Linked DNA regions of Homo sapiens: region 1 is linked to region 2. A link is an interaction called in ENCODE POLR2A ChIA-PET data of the cell type or tissue named here. Cell type or tissue: A673. All regions are shown on one strand. Each heading gives the region's core, and the rest is flanking DNA. Links, peaks and the distances in the headings are about the cores only.

The links. ChIA-PET counts read pairs that join two places held together with the same protein. Peaks named below come from ENCODE experiments on the same cell type or tissue, not always from the same donor. Only the 100,000 strongest peaks of a DNase experiment are listed, where the experiment ranks them.
Region 1: POLR2A ChIA-PET joins it to region 2 with 8 read pairs; 1 of 35 experiments calls an interaction of 5 or more read pairs at or near these places.

What each region holds. Positions count from the first base shown.
Region 1 is chr2:72,522,598-72,527,971 of GRCh38, reverse strand. The region is part of intron 8 of EXOC6B (exocyst complex component 6B); the gene reads left to right. Among named protein-coding and RNA genes, the nearest start is that of EXOC6B, 300 kb to the left of the region's middle. In A673, for the core only: a CTCF peak has its summit at 3,604; DNase peaks (open chromatin) are centred at 2,891 and 3,731; H3K27ac peaks cover 4,155 bases.
Region 2 is chr2:72,113,491-72,118,864 of GRCh38, reverse strand. No RefSeq gene overlaps it. Among named protein-coding and RNA genes, the nearest start is that of CYP26B1, 32 kb to the left of the region's middle. In A673, for the core only: a CTCF peak has its summit at 2,563 (motif pointing right); DNase peaks (open chromatin) are centred at 2,564 and 3,274.

The DNA.
Region 1 (5,374 bases), core at 305-5,304, 410 kb before region 2:
GCAAATCATATATCCAGGAAATGAGTCCTTATGTATCTAGAATATATAAATACTTTGAAGAACTCATCAGTAAAACAAATAAACAAAAAACAAAAGAAACAATGCAAGTAGGAAAATGAGCAAAAGACATGAAGAAACAATTCACCGAGGCAGATATACTGATAGCATATAAGCACATGAGAAGATACTCAACATCCTTAGTTGTTAGAGGAATTAAAATTAAAGTCACTACACTGCTATAAGAATAGTGACATCAAATGCTCGTGAGGTTGCTGGTAAGAATATAAAATAGTATAATGTAAAATGGCATAGTCACTCTGGAAAACAATTTGGCAATTTCTTGAAAAATTAAGCAACAACTTCCATATGACCTTGCAGTTGCACTCCTAGGCATTTGTCCCAGAGAAATAAAAATAAATGATATGAAAATAAGTAGATTTCAGGCAGTAAACTACACAGGAGTGTTTATAATAGCTTCATTTATAATAGCCCCAAACTGGAAAACAACCTAGATGTTCTTTAACAGGTGAATTGTTAAATACCTGTGGTACATTGATATAATAGAATACTACACAGCAATATAAAGGAAAGAACTATTGATATATGTAACAAACTGGATGAATCTCTAGAGATTTATGCTGAGTGAAATAAGCTAATCAAAAGAGGTTACATACTCCTTTCCGTACTCCTAAAAACTTAACTGTATGTTTTAAAATAACTTAAAAAGTGTAACTGGATTTTTTGCAACTCAATGAATAAATGCTTGAAAGGATGGATACCCCATTAATTTCATTTTTGTAACATTCTTAAAATGACAAAATTATATGTTACATAGAAATGAATATGGAAATGATATAGAAATTGAGAAGAGGTTAGTGGTTCTTAGCAGTGAATTAGGAAGTAGAGATGGAGAGCAGTCGATATGGCTATAAAAAGACAACTTGAGGATCCTTGTAGTCTGGAAATGTGCGTCTTGATTTTATCAATATCAGTTTCCTGGATGTGAATATTGTGCACAATATAGTTTCCTAAGATGTTTAAATTTGGGGGACTGGATAGAGTGCACATGGGGTCTGTCTCTGTTATTTCCTATAACTATATGTGAATCTATAATTAATTATAATGAAAAATCTGAATAAAAATTGCTGATGAAGCAAATTTTATTCAGCTTTTAGTTTGCTTTTTTCTCTTCACCTGTATTCTTACATTATTTACCAGATATAGATCTAATATTTATCCACTTTCTCTGTTTTTACATATTCTGTCTCATTTTCTGAACAGCTGAAGTTCAGTATGACAGATTTATTTATTCTTAGATTCTAAATTGGTCAGTTTCTGTACAGTTTCTGTTAATGAGGGGAGTGAAGGAATAGATTATTTATACGAGATTTCCCCAACCCTCACTTAACTATACAAAAGGCTATTTTTGTGTGTGTATGTGTAGCAAATGTGATTTTGAGATGCTGGGAGAAGCCATGTGTCTTTAATAAAATATCCATTACATACATTTATATATCATAAAAATAACATGTATAGCTCTCAGTTTATAAAGTACTTTGAGCCTCAGATTTTGTGCTTTTCCTGGCATTGACTTCCTTATGTACATGGGAAGTCACTTAGAAGCTATATGCCTAGTTTTTTTTTTGTATAAAATCTTATACTGTACCTTCTGTTTAAGCCAGTACTTTCCATTATGAGGACTATTAACAATCTCTCACTGCCTTCATCTGTAACATGTTGGTATTATTTTAATTTACATTTTTAAATGCCACATTTTCCTATTGGCCCTTTAGAAATTGTTCAGAGCCTCTATTCCTTTTGGCAACGTGAAACAGATTAAGTTATTTGTCTGGAAAATTTTAAACTTCCAAACTGTGAATTACCTTAGCAGTTTAGAAGATTGACAAGTGTAAGTTAGGTCAGAAAAGACTTAAAAATTGGCAAGTGTGAAATTGGGTATATGAATAATAACTTTAGAAAACTACCAACTTTTGGAATAGTTCTTTGGAGAAAATATAGAAAAGCCTCATTTTGTTCATGGTAATAAAAGCAATGACTCTCCTTTCTCATCATATGCAGACACTCAGTTAAGAATTTTTGGTGTCCTATTTCTGGGCAAATAATTTGGTTTATTTCTGTTCTCACATACCCTTAGTTGTAACTGGTATGTTATGGACCGCTGAAGAAAATGATGGGATTTGGGGGTGGTGGGGAGATGTAATTTTAGTCTTAATGATTTTTTTAAATAGTAAAATAACTTGCACCTTATTTGTTTTATATTAAAAATGTTCTTGTCTACAAATTGATTAAATCATATTCTTTGAATAATTAGGTAATTAAGGTGCACAGTTATATGCAGATAATTCAGGTTAGGGTTTCCCTAACAAAAGGGATACTTATCTTAAAAGTGAAATCCAAATTTTTTTTCTAATGAATTAACCTTCATCATTGAGGAAGTCTGCCTTTGTTGTTGTTGTTGTTCTAGCCAGGTAGGTAAGTTGTAATTTTAAGCAGTTTGGTTTGCTAAGTATGATTAAGAACCATTCCCTTTGAGGTTTACCCTTTCGCTTCTAAGTTACAACTGTTTATCATCTTGGGTCAAAGGTTATAAAAAGTAGTCATCAATTAAAGCTTTATTGGTTGTAATTGGTAATGCTATGAAAGGAGCCAGCCAAACTGAATCTGATAATAAAAGACTCTTTGTTAAAATATTTAATAAATTAACACTCTGTCTTGGAAAGGGGAAGCTAATTACAAAGGCCAAGATTGTTAATCATAATGTTTACTTTCTTCAAAAGCACAGACTCAACTACTCCATAATCATCAAACATCAGATTTCTTTCTTTTCTTTTTTTAAAATTCTGCAGACTCTGTCGGTCCCCGGAGGGGATGCTCTCCTATGGCTCATGCTTGGGATATAGCAGCAGGAGGAAATGCCAAGACAAACAGGTTATAAGGGAACCTTAAAAATAAACAGGGCTCTGTTAGAACATCAGACTGCCTCTACTCTCTTCAAATAAGGGTCACTAGTTTATGTAGATTAGTTCTGTAGGCTAATTGAGTGATAACAAGAATTGGGGCCTTTGGAAGTAATGATATTTTTAATGATAAATTATCTATCAAAGCAAGTATCCTTTCTCCATATACAGTTTTTTTGTGAGGTGTTTTGACAATGTTGTGGCTCTTGAAGTTTAGACATTTTTCTTTTTAATTTTTGTGGGTACATACTAGGTGTATATATTTGTGGGGTACATGAGATGTTTTGGTATAGGTGTGCCATGTGAAATAAGCACATTATGAAGAATGGGGTATCCATCCTTTCAAGCATTTATTCATTGAGTTGCAAACAATCCAGTTACATTTTTTAAGTTATTTTAAAACATACAGTTAAGTTTTTTTAAACTTTTATTTTAAGGTCTGGGGTACACATGCAGGTTTATTATATAGGTAAACTTGTGGTTTAGACATTTTTCAAAGCCCTAATACATAGAAATGGAGCTGTGACACATACCATCATGACTCTTGAATGACCTTGTCATGGGAACACTGTGAATTGGATTTTACATCTGGGAATTCAGTGTTCCTAGATTTAAGCAATAGGGGGCATCTTGGGTTTGTTCTTTTCACATATTTTTGTAGTCTAATCTTTAGGGCAGTTCTAATGAAAGAAAATTCTGCTTTGAGCCTGCTGTGCAAATTAGCCATATGGTGAAGTGTAATATCCCGCTGAACATCATTATGGGGCTGTATGAAAAGTACTCCCCTTTTCACATGGAAGCAAATTAAAATGGCCCTTTCAGTTTTTTTTTTTTTTTTTTTTTAAACTCTGTATAAACCTGTCTTCACTTGGATGCCGTGACAGTTAAAAGGGAGTTCCAGCTGCAGTCAGGGTGGTGAAATTACAGGCTTTCCCCAAGACCTAGTGGAAATATTGCTTCCTGTAGGCAGAAGCGGAAGAATAATGGTGTGTGCTTCCCTTCTTCCTTTCCCTTCCCTTGTTCTTTGTATGGTTGTCCTTAGTTGCTTCTCAATCCAAGAGTTAATTTTCTGTTATTGTGACAGATGTGAAGAACTCAGCCCACTCTCCAATAGACCCCATACCAATGTCTACCAGGAAATAGCCAGTAGATAAGGAGCTGTTTAGCCAAATAATGGCATAGTAAATCTTTTTTTTTTTTTTTTTTTTTTTTTGAGATGGAGTCTCGCTCTGTCGCCCAGGCTGGAGTGCAGTGGCGTGATCTCGGCTCATGGCAAGCTCCGCCTCCCGGGTTCACGCCATTCTCCTGCCTCAGCCTCCCGAGTAGCTGGGACTGCAGGCGCCTGCCACCACGCCCGGCTGATTTCTTTTTGTATTTGTAGTACAGACGGGGTTTCACCGTGTTAGCCAGGATGGCTACGATCTCCTGACCTCGTGATCTGCCCGCCTCGGCCTCCCAAAGTGCTGGGATTACAGGCGTGAGCCACCGCGCCCAGCCGTAAATCTTAATGAAGAGAATATAAGGTCTGTCCCTTTCTGCCTGCTGTGTAGATATATTGCCCATATGAAGTAGTATTTCTCAGTATAAATTTTTTTTCCCTGCAAAAATAAGGATGTAAGATGCCACTAATGTTTAGAGGCATGGAGCTCAATAATGGTTTGAAATGTTCTGGATGTCTGTGTATATGATGAACATTGTCACATTTCATGAAGAAAAGGAAATCCTTGGAAAGGTGTTTCATCTGGCCGTTTCTTTCTCTCCCAAGAATGGGATCATGTGATTCTGACTTATTTGATTACTGGTGTACATTTGTAACCTACAGCAGCTAAAATTCAGCTTTGAGTTTTATTAGTAGTAAATTTTACTACTTTTATATGCAAAAACAAGCCTCATTCATTTGCCCATATTGAGTGGCCTGTGTTTTTATCCAGACAAGTGTCTGGACACATGGAGAAGAATTCAAAGTTGTCACTTGTGTTTTTATTTTTATTTTTAAGCATTCATTCAGAGCCCATGTTAGTTCTAGCATTTGTATGGTGACAGTTTGTAGCAATGTGTTGGAAGAAAAGGAGTTGGAACACTGTTGTGGAGTGAAAGTGGATCATGCTAAATTATGATGCTGGAGAACAGATTTTTGTATGCAAAGTTCAATGAAAAGAGTATATAGAATATGACCTTATTTATATGCGTGTATATGTACATTACATGTGAAATAGCTATCTATTTAGAAAAGGGGAAAGTCTGTAAGGATATTAGATCTTGGTGAATGGGCTAAATGCAAACCACAAACAAAGCCTGAAAGAAAGTATGATCTAGAAAGATGTCATCTTGCTTAAAATAGAGTTGGGAAAACAGAACAGTATAAAACAAAACGAGATCTGAGAAAATATATCGAA
Region 2 (5,374 bases), core at 186-5,185:
CCTGCTCCAAAGTTAGATCAGTTCCGAGTCTTTCAATTCCAAGTAAAGGAGACTAAATAGCAGTAGCTTCAGCACCAAAAGGAATTTATTGGGAGGACTCTGGATGTCTCATGGACTCCAAGGAAGACCCAAACTCAAAGCCATAGAAAGTGGTTTGCCCTGGAGACCCCAGTAATGGGAGATTGTGGTGTTGCCTTCTCATCAATGTGACTCAGCTCCAGTGGCTTGTTGGCGGTGGATCTCCCAGTCTCCCACTTCGGTTTCTCAGAAGAGTGCATCTGATTGGTCCAGCTGTGTTCTCCTCCAGGCTAGTTAGCTCCGTCCCAGGAGACAGGATCATTCAGCACAAACAAGGCAGCGGAGAGGTGGGGTGGCTAGAGAGACGGATCATGCCTTAAGTGTCCGCTCCAGGTATCAATGATATTTATAAAACTCAACCCAAAAAGTTTCAACATAAATTGAGTGCATAACCAGGAAGGCAAAGCAGAGAAATTATTCATGTGGGATAGAGTAAATCAGGTACGGCTTCCTGTAGGAAGATGTTCCATTTTTTTTCACATGGCCCTATATACGTGGCCTGTCTAAAAGACCACCAGCTCTCACTTCTTCACAAGCCACCCTAATTCTTGCCACTTTTGAGTTCCCTGCCAAGGCCTGGCATCTCATCTGGTGGTCTCTAATTCTCTGGCTGTAGATATGTTCCTTGTGTCTGGTGTGACCTAAAGCCTGTTCCCTCTATTAAGCAAAGAACTTGGTGTATCCGCCTCAGTTTTCTTATCCACCACGCAGGAGAATCATTTCAGTGTTGAAGAACACTGGACGGGGTTAAATGAGACAATGTAATTAAGCAGTGTCTGCTGCCCAGCAGGCCCTTGCTGGACAGTGGCGAACTCCTGATGAAAGTCTCCAGGAGCCTGCAAAGGGCTCGCCCCTCCTCCCAGCACAGTGTTGCGGTCTGTGGGTCCAACGCTGGCCCTTGTGAGAAGAACACAGGAATGCATGAAGGGGGCAAAAGGTGAAAAGTGCAGCCACAGTAAGTGCTCCTCACACTCGATGGGTGTAGAAAACAGTGAACAGCTCTGGAAAATGCTTCGGCAGAAGCACATCAAGCTGACCTCGCTATTCCATCCTCAAATGACCCTGCATCCCCTTCCCACGTGTGGAAGTCCAGGAGTGCTCGTAAGAGCCCCAAAGTGGATATGACCCAGATGGCCATGAACCTGGGATTCCTGGATGGCCTCAGGAGGCCTTTGCACCCTCGGAGGTCTTTGCACCTGTATTGTATTTACGAGTTTTATTTTTGTGCCTTCTTGGAGGTGAGAGTTCATAGCTTCCATCACTTTCAAAAGGGGTCCAGGGATGTTATCATCAGTTAAGGTTCAGAATCAGTGCTCTATATTTAGGTCAGAGGTATGGTTTGGATGTGTGTCTCCTCCAAATGGCATGTTGAAGTGTAACCCCCAGTGTTGGAGGTGGGGCCTGGTGGGAGGTGTTGGGGTCACAGGGGCAGATCCCTTGTGAATGGCTTGGTGCCCTCCTTGTGGCAATGAGTGAGTTCTCACTCTCCGAGTTCATGCAAGATCCAGTTGTTTAAAAAGGAGCCGGCCCCACCTCTTGCTCCCTCCCTCACCGTGTGACACGCCTGCTCCCACTTCACCTTCTGCCATGAGTGAAAGCTCCCTGGGGCCTCCCCAGAAGCCGAGCAGATGCTGGCGCCATGCTTCCTGGACAGCCTGCAAAACCATGAGCCAAGTAAACCTCTTTCCTTTATAAATTACCCAACCTCAAGTATTTCTTTCTTTTTTTTCTTTTTTTTTTTTTAAGAGACAGAGTCTCACTCTATCATCCAGACTAAAGTGCAGTAGCATGATCATGGCTCACTGCAGCCTCAACCTCCTGGGTTTAAGCGATCCTCCTGTCTCAGCCCCCTGAGTAGCTGGAAACACAGGCGTGTGCCACATGCCCAGCTAATTTTTAAAATTTTCAGTAGAGATGGGTTCTCACTATGTTGCCCAGTCTGGTCTCAAACTTCTGGCCTAAAGTGATCCTCCTACCTCAGCCTCCCAAAGTGCTGGGATTACAGGTGTGAGTCAAAACAGACCAACTGTCAGTAATAGTAACTAATAAGAGAGTATTTTGATTCATCATTCTACTATATCCCAGGCTCGATTATCCCTTTTTGCATGTGAGGAAACTGAGGCTCTGAGTGCTAAGTGACTTGCCCAACGTTCCACAGCTAGAAAGTCAGAGTCGTCTCAGAGGCTGTCTTGGGGCTTTCTCCCAGAATGGGGAGGAGCTGCTGAGGGTCCTGGCCTGCAGCTTTCTGGAAGTCCTGGGCCTCTCCAGGCTCAGAGTGAAGACAAGTAAGGGTGGGGCCCCATGGACCTGGGGCACGGGTGCAGAAGCTCCAGATTGGGGCACAAGCTGTGAGGCGTGGCCTCCTTTCCTTCCTGTAGGGCTGGCAGAGAAGGAGCTGAACAAGGGGACAGAGCAGGCCCCTCCTTGGGCCCTGAGAAAGCCGGAAGAAGTGCAGCTTCCTGCAGCCCCTGTTCTGGCCTGCAGGTGGCCCTGGGGCTGAGGGTGCTCCTGGGGGCTCCTTGGCAGTGGCAGGCTGGGGACAGTGCCTGGCAGGCTGGGGACAGTGCCTGGGAGGCTGGGAGGAGGGAGAGAACATAGAGAAGAGTCAGGGCAAGTGCGGGCTCAAACTGGAGAAATGAGCATGTGTGGCCTGAGGGGCCAAACCTGCAGCACTCTACAGGGTGGGGGAAGGCCATGAGGCACACATGCTTAAGAAAACGACCTGGGGGTCAGGGCTGGCCCCAAGCCTGTGTTGAGTAGTGCTTGGAGAGAACTTGTAGTGGGGTGGGGCCCATGAGAGGGTGTGGAAGGGCTGAAGGCCAGGAAGTGATCTTTCCTCAGCCTTCAGCATCAGCCCCACCCTCACTGGAGGGCCGGGTCCTCTGGAGGGCAGGATGATGTCTGCCCTGGAGTAGGGGGGCCGCTGGGCTGCTCACTTGCCAGAGACTGAGAAGTGTGCTTCTCTGCCCCTCAGGCTGCACTCACAGGCTCAGGCTCTCAGACAGAGGGGGTGTGCCAGGAGGAGGAGAGAGAGGAGTGGAGGGTGCCCCAGGGCCAGGCTTCGAAGGGAGCTCAATTCAAGTTCTCTGGGGAAGCTGAGAGCCTTTTCTGCCCTCGGTGCCACCCTTTCCCGGCACTTTCACTGCCTCCTGTCCATAGAGCTCCTAGTCTGTCAGTCAGCAGGCTGAGTCAGAGATGCCCTGGGGCTGGGGGCCGCCTGCCAAAGGCTTGACTCACAGAGAGTGGCTGACTGGTTTCCCCAGCCTCGGCCCCTCCCTGTCACAACACGCCGAGGGGCTGCGGCTGGAGGAGCACTCAGAATCTCACTTCTGGGCATCTTGCTCCTGGGCAGATCTTCCCCGAGAGCAAGGGGCACGGGCCTCTGTCCTGGATACGCCAGCCTCTGGCACCTGGGCTTCAAACCACAGGCGAGGCCCTCTGCTCTGGTCTTCTCCCCAGCCTGAGCTGACATGAGCCATGTGTGTGCTCAGGCCCACTTGGTGACTGAATGAATTGCTCCCCTCAGTGCTGGCTTAGAGCCACCCCTGGCCCTCCCACCCCACACGGGACCTCGCAGGTGCCTGCTTCCTCAATTCACAAGAAAATTGGAAATGCTGTGCTAATTTTTGTGCTGTGGCTCAAAGAGGCATTTCCTAACAGCTCACTTTGTCCCACCGTTAGTTCTGGTTTGGCATTTTATTCCAACAAGAAATATCACAAACCTTCAAGCTAAGGAGCCGAAGCGCTGTGCAGTGTGCAGAAAGCAGAGCGCGGGCAATCTCAGCCAGCGAAGCGTCTGGGCAGGGAGCGAGGGCTTGGAGTCTGTGCCATGGAGTGGGCTTGTCACAGAAAGTTGCATTCCTGAGACAGGGGCTGGGGTCTCCCTGAGGAGGCCAGGCAGCCTTGCTCCAGGGCAACCCACTCTCCTGGGAATGGGAGGTGCCCCAGCAGCCAATTCTGGGCCTCTGCCTCGGAGCTGTCCAACAGCCAGTCCAGGACCCAGGTCCTCATGGTGTTGGCCCAGGGCTGCAGAGCCGCAGGTGCTGCGTGGAGGACTGAGGAGGGTGAGGCTGGGGAATACAGCGGCAGCTATGGAGAGCAAAGGCCTGGGCGCTTGCCGTCAGTCAAGACAAGGAACTGGAAACAAGTCCTCACTGGCTCAGAGCCGCCGAGTCCATCAGGGGCTCCCGCTTCAGGCAGTGCCAGCTCCTGGTTTCAAATGGGAGCCCCCCAGGTGCTCGATCTGGCTTTATCTCTTGGTCCTCAAATGTCTCTGTCTGGCTCCATTCTGAGTGGGGAGGACACTGGTGGGCCATGGGCTGCCCTGTCTGTGCAGCCCTGGTGGAAGGGGGACTTCTCTCTCTGGTCCTCATGCAACCCCACAGAAGAACGATTGGCTGTGAGTGGGGAGGGGTGACTAGATTAGCTGGTGGGGTTTTGTGCCTGCTCTGTTGGGTGGGGGTGGGGGCATGTGACTGTCAGCCTCACCATGAGGACCTGGAGAGAGGGGGCCTTCCCAGATGGCTGGGAGGGTTGGGGAGCCTCCACCAGGCCAGCCTGGGATGCTAGGCCTGCTGATCTGGGGGGCATTTGCAGCTCCGGCTGTGGTTCTGGCCTTCCTAACTGCACGCCTGAGGAAGCCCCGGCTCCTGGTGAGCCTCATTCCCCTGCCAGCCATCCTCCCAGGGGTTGGAAGTTGAGGGTCATGACAGACCTGAGGGGACTTAGGTGGGGGACTAGCAGAACTGGTGTCTCAGTAACAAAGATTCAGTCCAACCCAGGGCAGACAATGTCCCACAGGGAAACGTGTTTTCCCCTCCTGTCAAGCAAACGAAAATGTGACCCGGCTGCACACACTCACTGGGCTTTCGGGGGCATTTGATTACTGGGAAATTCCAGAGACAGGGACAGCTGGGCTTTGCGAGTCCTCATTGCTGGTCTCATTAGGGCAGCATGCAGGGACCCAGCAGGGCCAGAAATCAGAGCCTGGAAGGACTGAGACTGTGGGGCTCGTAGGCTGCATGGATAGGAAAGCATCTGTCCATTGCCTCTGATGGGGCCAGGCTGCTGCAGCTCTCAGCATGGGACACCCGCTCCATCTCTGCTACCTTCTTCCAGGACTGGTTGCCCTGGTCCTCAGGCCTCAGCACCAGGCTGAGGCTAGTTTTGGGGGAGCCCTGCAGGAGGCCAGCTCTCTCTCTGAGACGCCAGGTCACAGGGGGTCAGTTTGGGGCAAGTCAACCCCTAACTCCCACCTCCCTTTCTTGGCCCAGCCACAAACCACCCAATCCTGGAC